2 separate regions of the Mus musculus genome follow, and region 2 is linked to region 1. A link is a loop called in an ENCODE intact Hi-C map of the cell type or tissue named here. Cell type or tissue: heart. All regions are shown on one strand. Each heading gives the region's core, and the rest is flanking DNA. Links, peaks and the distances in the headings are about the cores only. Region 1 holds the start of Mbd4 (methyl-CpG binding domain protein 4). Region 2 holds the start of Washc2 (WASH complex subunit 2`).

The links. A loop is a pair of places that touch in the nucleus more often than their neighbours do. Peaks named below come from ENCODE experiments on the same cell type or tissue, not always from the same donor. Only the 100,000 strongest peaks of a DNase experiment are listed, where the experiment ranks them.
Region 2: a loop joins it to region 1, with 2.7 times the contacts of the local background. A loop is called at or near these places in 1 of 42 quality-filtered maps.

The regions. Positions count from the first base shown.
Region 1 is chr6:115,851,951-115,856,338 of GRCm38, reverse strand. Mbd4 (methyl-CpG binding domain protein 4) reads left to right here and starts at 2,998. Exons shown (of 8, transcript NM_010774.2): 1 at 2,998-3,202. The coding sequence starts at 3,129. Ift122 (intraflagellar transport 122) reads right to left here and starts at 2,811. Exons shown (of 29, transcript NM_001167763.1): 1 at 2,630-2,811. The coding sequence starts at 2,670. In heart, for the core only: CTCF peaks have their summits at 1,707 (motif pointing right) and 3,080; a DNase peak (open chromatin) is centred at 2,848; H3K4me3 peaks cover 2,096 bases; H3K27ac peaks cover 2,923 bases.
Region 2 is chr6:116,206,040-116,210,427 of GRCm38, reverse strand. It overlaps Washc2 (WASH complex subunit 2`), which reads right to left and starts at 2,395. Exons shown (of 31, transcript NM_026585.3): 1 at 2,301-2,395; 2 at 2,099-2,221; 3 at 1,310-1,474. The coding sequence starts at 2,221. It overlaps 9530062K07Rik (RIKEN cDNA 9530062K07 gene), which reads left to right and starts at 2,435. Exons shown (of 4, transcript NR_131013.1): 1 at 2,435-2,526; 2 at 3,171-3,274. In heart, for the core only: no CTCF peak of the experiment used is centred there; a DNase peak (open chromatin) is centred at 2,387; H3K4me3 peaks cover 1,947 bases; H3K27ac peaks cover 1,389 bases.

The sequences.
Region 1 (4,388 bases), core at 67-4,066:
CATCTACTCACTAAATACTAAAAGGCTCCAGAAACATTTGGAAACAAAATACAGCCATTGCTTTTACAAGGTTAAAAGACTTCTGGGATAAACAGATTAAAAAATAACTCTTACACCCAACAGACTCTTAAGCACAAGAGCAGAACGAACAAAATTCTGTGCCAGGGGTTGAGAACAGAGCAGAGCAGGCTGCATTTGACCAGCAAATGTTTTGCTTGGCTCACATGGTGTTTTACTTTGTTTTTTTTTTTTTTTTTTCTAATTAGGTGCCAACATTTAAAAAATCAGGACATTTCACACTTCAAACGCAGATTCCTAGCTTCTGGTAAAAATAGGAAGATCTGCACACACTAGGCCAAATTTCTACCCATGATAATTGGCAGGAGCAGAGCAGCAGCTGCCCCTTTCATGCAGAGTGGGAGCCTTCCAGTTTGCCACAGCCCTTGTTACTCCCTATTGCTCTGACATGGAAGCCAATGCTTGGTTGCCAGTGACTGCCACCTTGTGCACCGGTGCTCCTTTTTGTTTGTTTGATTGTCTCACTGTGTAGCCCTGGCTATGCTGGAACTCACTATGTAGACCAGGCTGGCCTCAAACTTAAAGAGCTCCAACTTCCTCTGCCTCCTGAGTGCTGGGATTAAAGACATGCATGGACCACCACCCCTGGCTGTGGGTAATCTTATACTAGAGTGAAGAGACAAGTAATAAACTCTGTTATTACCTCAGCACTGCTGAAGATGAGGCAGGAGAACTAGAAGCCTAAGGCCAGCTGGGCTACATGGGACCCTGTCTCAAAAAAGTATTATCAAAGCCTTCTTTAAGTGCTGAGCTATTTATTGAGGCATGTGTACCATGGAGCACTTTTGGAGGTCAAAGGGCAACTTGGTCCTCTCCTTTCACCATGTGAGCCCTAGGGATCGAACTCAGATCATTATCCTTGGCAGCAGATTCCTTCAACTGCTGAGCACCCTACTGCTAACCTCCTCAAAGGTGTTTATGAAAATGAAAGGCGCTGGCAAGGTGATGCGTTCCAAGTAGCAGGGTGTACAAAAATGTCCCGCAAGTAACAGAAATCCCTTCTATTTAATACAAGTAAGGGCCACCCATTCACGTGACTCACCTAACTGAAATCAGAGCCTGGGAGAACTGGCTTTGAAACAGGGTGGCCTGAGCTTGCAAGCTGGCTCCATCACACCCAGATATGTGTACCTATCTGCCCTCTCTATAAGTCAGTTTTCTCATCTGTAAAGTGGAGATAATGACAGTACCTACCTAGAGCTGCTGTGAAGAGACACTGAGGTAAAGGGCACAAGGTCTTAGCTAGTGTTGGAATCATGTCAGCACTAGCTGCTCTTTGTGCAAGTTCCTCCAAAGCCAGCCTTGAGGGACGTTCAGGATCTCAGGAAAGGTCTCACAAGGAAAAGTCTCAGGACAGACAGTGGTGGGGAACAGACCAGACCATCTAAGAAGACTCTGAGTCAAGCTGAGAATTAGTCAAGCCAGAATTTCCTGAAATGTGTTCCTGGCTGGTGGATTTTAATGACAAAATAGAATAGGATATCAAATCATACCAAATTAATTAAGATGACAGAGTCATTCTATTGTCATTCTCTCTTTTTAAAACACTTTTTGATTTTTTTTTAAAGATTTATTTATCATGTATACAGCATTCTTCCTGCATATACACCTGCTGGCCAGAAGAGGGCACCAGATGTCATTATAGATGGTTGTGAGCCATCATGTGGTTGCTGAGACTTGAACTCAGAACCGCTTGAAGAGCAGACAGTTCTCTCAACCTCTGAGCCATCTCTCCAGCCCAATATTTTTTTTTACTATATATTTTTTTCTTTTTCTTTTTTGTTCGTTTGTTTTTGTTTTTAAAGACAGGGTTTCTATGTGTAGACTTGACTGTCCTGGAACTTATCCAAAGTGCTCTTAAATACTAAGCCTTAATCCTCAGTATTTAAAATTAAGCTTTAAATTAAGCTCACTCTTAAGTACTAATTTTGAAAATACTCCTCAAACTTCCCAATCAAGAGATGTCTTGACTTGATCGCATCTTACATGTTTCTCTGACCGTACATGGAAATGTCCTGTTTCAGACACAGTAGATCTCAGCTCAGGTGGAAATGCTCAGAACCGAGATGCAAGTTACTCACACCGTTTTGTTTGTTCCTGCTCGAAAATTTTTAATCCCGGCACTGGGGAGCTAGAAGCATATGTATCTTTGTGAGTTCAACGCCAGCTTGGTCAACATAGTGCATTCCAGACCAACCAGAGCTTTAAAGTGAGGCTCTATCTCAAAAACAAACCAACAAAAACAGGAGAAATTTAAAGAATGTCAGATAAACAAAAGTGTGGGCACTTTGAGGATGGTTAGGAAGCTGAGAAAACACTGGTGGGTGAGGAATTTTGAGAAGAGAGAAGTGAAATTGGATGATGATGACGTATAAACTGCTCCAGCCTCCCTCAGATGATCCCTATGCCCCTCCAGGAATCTCAGCTTCTCTTCCATTGGGAAGTTGAAGGCACGGAATCAGAGTCCTCGGTCCAGGCCGCAGGCCCGTTGCCATGGCAATGCGCCGGTTCCTGCCGCCTCCCCGCCATCCCCGAAGTTCCCGCTCCTCACCACTGCTCCGCTTTGTCTCTCCACGTCAACACGGCCCTCATCGCCGTTTCCCTCACGCTTCGGGCCCCTCCTCCCAGCCTCGGCAGCAACAGGCTTCTTTCCACAAACCACTTCAGCTACCTGCGCTACCCTTAGCAACGCACATGCGCAATGAACCGCGCATGAGTTTCCCAAAGCTCCAAGTGCGCATGTACAAAAGGGAGCCCACCTCCTCCGCCGAAGCGCCGGGCGCGTAGGGACGCAGGAGGCGGAAGCGTAAGTATGACACGAGCGATTGGTCCGGAAAGGTGGGTGGGGCGGGGAGTCTTGACGACAGAGGGTTTGATTGGCGGGACCCTGGCTGTGGCATCTGTAGCTGAAGCGGTGGCGGGAAGGCTGCTGTGTGGGTTGATTGACTTTCACGTCGGTGTTTGGATTCGGCTCAGTGGTTTGAGTTGTGTTTTACTCCACCTCTCGGCCTGGAGCTGCAGCTGCGCCCCAGTGGACCAAAGCAGCAGGGATGGAGAGCCCAAACCTTGGGGACAACAGAGTCCGTGGAGAGAGCCTAGTTCCAGACCCGCCTTGGGATCGCTGGCAAGTTATTAAACCTCTCTCGGGCCTCAGAGGAGTCGCTCTTGTGTGGGTCTTCCTAACCTTTAACACAAGGTGGCACCTAGAGCTGTCGCCCTGTGGGAACAAGACTAGGGTGTACCCGATTCCTTGGCCGAACTGACTGGGGAGCTTGGAGGACAAGGGAGGTTTTGTGATGCAAGCAGGTTAGCCTGGGCCGGAAGGGACCCTCAGAAATAGCCCTATGACAAGTCACAGAGGAAGCTACTGTTGTGTCCGGGCTAAAATGATGCACGTATTTGCATGTCCCAAAACTTGGGCGCTCAAACACTTTTAAGGGCTGGGCATTTAACTAAGTTGGTAGTGTTTACGTAGTAAACACAAAGCCGAGGGTTCGAGCGACAGCACCGAATATCCGGGCTTGGCGGCGTCTGCCTGTGGAGGCAGGAGGATCAGAAGTTGAAGATGAGTCTCTGGTACGTCGTGGGTTCAAAGCTAGCCTATGGTACATAAGATTCCCGGCTCAAAAGCAAACAACAAAACTTTTTTTTTTTTAATGCTACTTCCTTTTTACAGATGGAGAACGGAGATTTTGAGCTCAAAGTGACTTTCTCTTTGGAAGATCAGCTAATAATAAGTAGCGAGCTGGGGTTTTGACCCATTTTGTTAACCTAACAGTTTTGTAGGGATTCCCTCAGGTTTCAGTTACCTTGTCTCCCTATAAGATCCTTCTAGCTGATACCTAACGCCAAATTCCATCTAAGAATGCCATGGTTCTAATTGTGGTTAGTCTCTAGGTCTTGCTTAGTGTCCCTATTTCCCTATTTGTAGAAAGTAGGTTGGGTTAGAAGGTCTCTCTAGAGACCCACTTTTTTTTCTTTATGTGTTTGTCTATATACGTAGGTGTTGGTGGAGACCAGAGGAGGTGTCAGGTTCACTGGCGCTGGAGTTGCAGGCAGGGTGTTATAAGCTGCCTGATGTGGGTACGGAGTCTCCTGGAATATGTGCTCTTAACCACTGAGCTATCTCTCCAACCCCTCACTTTTAAAATGTATAGTTTAGTGATTAAAATACACTGTACTAAACACTGGAGAGATAGTTCAATTGTTTAAAGCACTTACTGCTCTTCTGTAGGACCTGGGTTTGGTTCCCAGCACCCACAGCAGAGGCTCACATCCATCTATAACTTGGCTCCAGGGGATCTAAGTCC
Region 2 (4,388 bases), core at 149-4,148, 350 kb before region 1:
GAACAAGAGTCCTCACCAAACCCCATGTCTCAAACAAGATGGAATGTGAGGTATGGCACTCCAGTTCACACTATTAAATTATGCAAACATGCATCAGCAACAGCCTACTTGGCACTCTGCTGCTTTTACAATCCCAAATCACGGGGTTATGATCTTAAACATTTATGAAATTGTTTAATAATCCTCATCTAATAATTTCAGGATGCTGTGGACTTGAGTAATTCTCTTCTCACTGCTGGGTGTAGGGCTGTAAGCCTGTAACCTCAGAGGTGAGAATTTCTCTCCAAATTCAAGGCCAGCCTGGTCTATATAGCAAGTTCTACACTAGTCAGAACTAATCCTGAGCTGCTAAAAAAAAAAAAAAAAAAAAATACAACCGCCCCCCCCCAATGCCTTTCTACAAATTAATTCAGAAAAATATTCTTGGATCAGATGAACTAAGCTCCCCCCACAGCCCCCCACCCCACCCCCTGTTCTCAATACATTCCTTTCCCTTTGCTAGATGGCTCCAGGCATGCCTGCGTCTTTTCTATTGTAATTCTACCAAGATAATTTATCTGTGTATTCCTAGCAGATTGCAGGAACTCACTATGAAAACAAAATTCACATACACTTTAGTTAAAGGCCAGCAGCATTTGTACTGGTGACTCTGTGTCATATATTCATCCAAATTGAAAAACTGGTGCTGGCGGGACAGTAGTGGCCCACACCTTAAATCTCAGTACTTGGGAGGCAGAGGCAAGTAGATTTCTGTAAGTTCCGGGCCAGCCTGGTCTACAGAGTGAGTTCCAGGACGGTCAGGGCTACACAGAGAAACCCTGTCTCAAACAAACAGAAGGAGAAAAAAGAAAAGGAAGAAAAAGAAAACTGTAGATGACGAAATGCAAAGCAGACATCTGCATTCACTTACACAACTGAGGGAGACATGATGGACCTACATAAAGTCTCTAGGGACTGAAGGCAAAAGTGGGGCACGTGAGGCCAAGCCAGGCTTAGAGCTGACCATACTGAATGAGCACAGTGGCTTTTTTGAGAGGCACACAACTCTGCTCAAATGGTAATTGCCCTCAAAACTAAAAACAGAAAAACCAGCACGAGGCAAACCTTATTATTAGATGTTTTTAAAGGTTTGTAAAACCCATGAACTTTACTGATAAAAGACACTGATTTCAGAGAAAGGAGCTTCAGTTACCAAGAACCAATCTATCCACCAAAACTTAGAAGAGAACCTTATTATCATTATAAATGACAATAGTTCTTACTCCCCAAAAGGGATTATTCGAAAGTCAGATACCATAAAACAACTCACATTCTCAATGAACTGGGTATTAGACAGCATGAGGAAGTCATTGAACACATTATGCAGACGACAATGTGTGGCTTTGGTCTCCTGAATTAATCCATCCACCTGCTTCTTGATTTCATGAGTCCTGGAGATAGTCTGCTGTGAGAATTCCTGTAGAAACTGTAGTAGCTATTTTGAAAAGAAACATACACAAGTATCAACACTACATGTGATTTAAAGCAAAACAAACAAACAAAAAACCCCTCCCCTTTTGCCCCTATGTTAAGAAAAAGGGATGATACTGTTGATCTAAGGTCAGGTGACCCTGGAAAGCATTAAGAAAGCTCATCAGATAAGTTTGTCCAGAACACAAAACCAGTATCACATTTCTACAGGGATTTAAAGCCCTGTTTGGTTGTCACGCTCCAGAGACCACATAGTGTGACAAAACACCCCAAATCCCACTTGTATGAAAGTTCTGAGCTCTTAGGTCCCGAAGTGAGCAGATCTACTCAAAAATATGTGCTGCCCCATTTAGCCCCAGTTCTAATACAGAAGGGCCTCCGTAGAGACAAAGCAGTCCTTGGAGAGGGCAGAAACAGAATCTGCTCAGCAGGATGGCGTGGAGGGCAAGGTTGAAAAGCCACTGCACGGAAGGAAACCCGCGTCTGCGCGGCAGAGTGCTGGGTAGAAGCCCACAGGGCCGCCCTCCCCGGTGTCTGAGATTGCGCCTTTGAATACTGGAGGAAGCGTGTCCCCGAGGAGGGGTAACTACAACTCTGTCCCTCCCTTGGCCCCGGGTCCCCCGCTCACACCGGCGTCAGCCGCCAGAGACCAGTTCTGACTGCTGCGGCGGATCTCCTCCACCGACCAGGGCCGTTCCCACACCGGCTCGGATGCCGGAGGCCGCTCCGAGTCGGGGCTCGTCCGGTTCATCTACAGCGAGAAGGACAAAAAGAAGAGCTGAGTCTGGGGCGAAGGATCCAGCCCTGCCCTCCTGGGCCGCCGTCCTCACCACGATGACACCGCCACTCAGCAAGCTCCAAAGTGACTACGGGAGTGGCTACTACACTGCCCACCCAGCGCGGTGGTAATCACATGGTTCACGTCACGTGATGGTGTCCTCACGTGACCTGGGGCGCAGCCTCTGATCGGGAGCTATGGGTTAGTAGCTCCTGGGTAATTGGGTTTGACCAGAGAGAAGGTGTTTAAGCGGCCAGCTAGTGCGAAAGAGGCGGAAGGTACCAGTGGGGCCCATGCTGAGGAGTCCCGTGGCCTACCAGGTGGGAGCTGAAGAGGAAGGAGAGCGGAGGACGACTTCCTGGATGTGCGGCGGCTTTATTGATTATGCATGTGATGTGAGACTAGCCCAGGGCCACAGTGACCCTCAATGTGTACATCTGCTAACCGGTTTGGTTTCAGTTCAATGTGGATCCGCTTGAAATTCTTGAAACCCTCAGCTGAGATTCAAGGCCGGGAGGTGGAGGGGTAGAAATCGAAATCCAAAGCTCCCCTGGCTGTCCACTAGCACTTCCTTGTGAACAGACCCCTTTCTGAGTTGGTCTTGCCCAGACTGACTTTTAGAAATAACCCCTTATCTTTCCTTTTTGTGTGCCCGAGAACAAGTTACTTAGCTTCTTCTATAAGCTTTCTTCTGCATATTAAAGAAGCAATACAGCCGGGCATGGTGGCGCACACCTTTAATCCCAGCACTTGGGAGGCAGAGGCAGGCGGATTTCTGAGTTCGAGGCCAGCCTGGTCTACACAGAGAGAAACTCTGTCTCGAAAAATAAAAATAAAAAAGAAGCGATAATAGGTGTTAAAACAGATAGTGCCTGGTATATGGTGAGTGCTCACCTTAGATCTTATCATTTCTCCTGTGCAGATTATTTTTCCAACTTTCAGATTTTGCTTTGTGGCCACCTCCGTTGAAACCTCATTAAAGATTTCTCTTTGGTATGCAACTAAGACAAATGAAAACCTGCTCAGGTAAAAATCTGCAAGAATTTTCACTGTAGTGTTGATCCATACCCAGAAAGCAGAAGCAATCTAAATGTCCATCAGGTGACGAATGGATAAACAAAATGCTGTAGAACCACGCAATTCACCAAAAGAAATAAAATGCTGATATATGATAGGGCATGAATTAACCTAGAAATACTTCAATTGAAAGAGGTCAGTCATATACATGAGCACAGGTTATTCTATTTATATGAAATATCCAGAATGGATCAATCCAGAGAGAGGAAGTAGGTTGGTGGGGGCCAGGGATTGAGGAAAGAAGGGAATGGGGAGTTAACTGCTTATGAGCAAGTAGTCAGCTGTGAACTAGTAAAGCCAGGGTAAAGGCTCAGGTTGGTTTCTGTAGCATTAGTGTGATTGTATCTGTGTTGCTGTTAGGGTGAGCAGGTGTTATAGATAGACATTAGATTTAGGGTTATGATTAACATTGTGGTTATGGTGCTATTTTGGGGGTTAGGGTTAAGGTGGCTGTCTTAGTTATTTTTCTATTGTTATAATAAAAATTACCTCAGAAGCAACTCATAAAAGGAAGGGTTATAGTTAGGATTTAGTGTTACGGTTAATGCTGAGATAGTTGTGAATTATGGTTAGGAGAGCGTTAGTCTTAGGGTGAGCGTAACAGATGAAGGTTTAATTAGGATTAGGGCAGCCTTAATATTCATTACACAGCTGGGTATGGTAGCACACAATTTCTTTATCCCAACCCTGAAGAGGCATATCTAAACTGATACATGTTTGTGTGAAGGCAGCCTGGTCTTAGCTTAGTATTAGTGTTAGGGAAGGGTGTTTGACTAAGGTTAGCTTAAGAGTAGTTTTAATAGAGTTTAGAATACAGTTTGAGGTAAGCAAACCCCTTGAGACCTAATACTTGAAAGGCAGAGGTAGACAGATTATCTGTGAGTTTGAGCTCCAACTTCTCTACATAGAGAGTTCCAGGCCAGTCAGAGCTGCATGGTGGCATGATATCTCAAAAAAAAAAAAAAAAAAAAAAAAAGGTTAGGGTCAGAACTAGAATTATAGTTAGGCTTAGGGTTGAGGGTCAGGATCAGGTTAAGGGTTAGGGATTAAGGTTAGAGTTAAG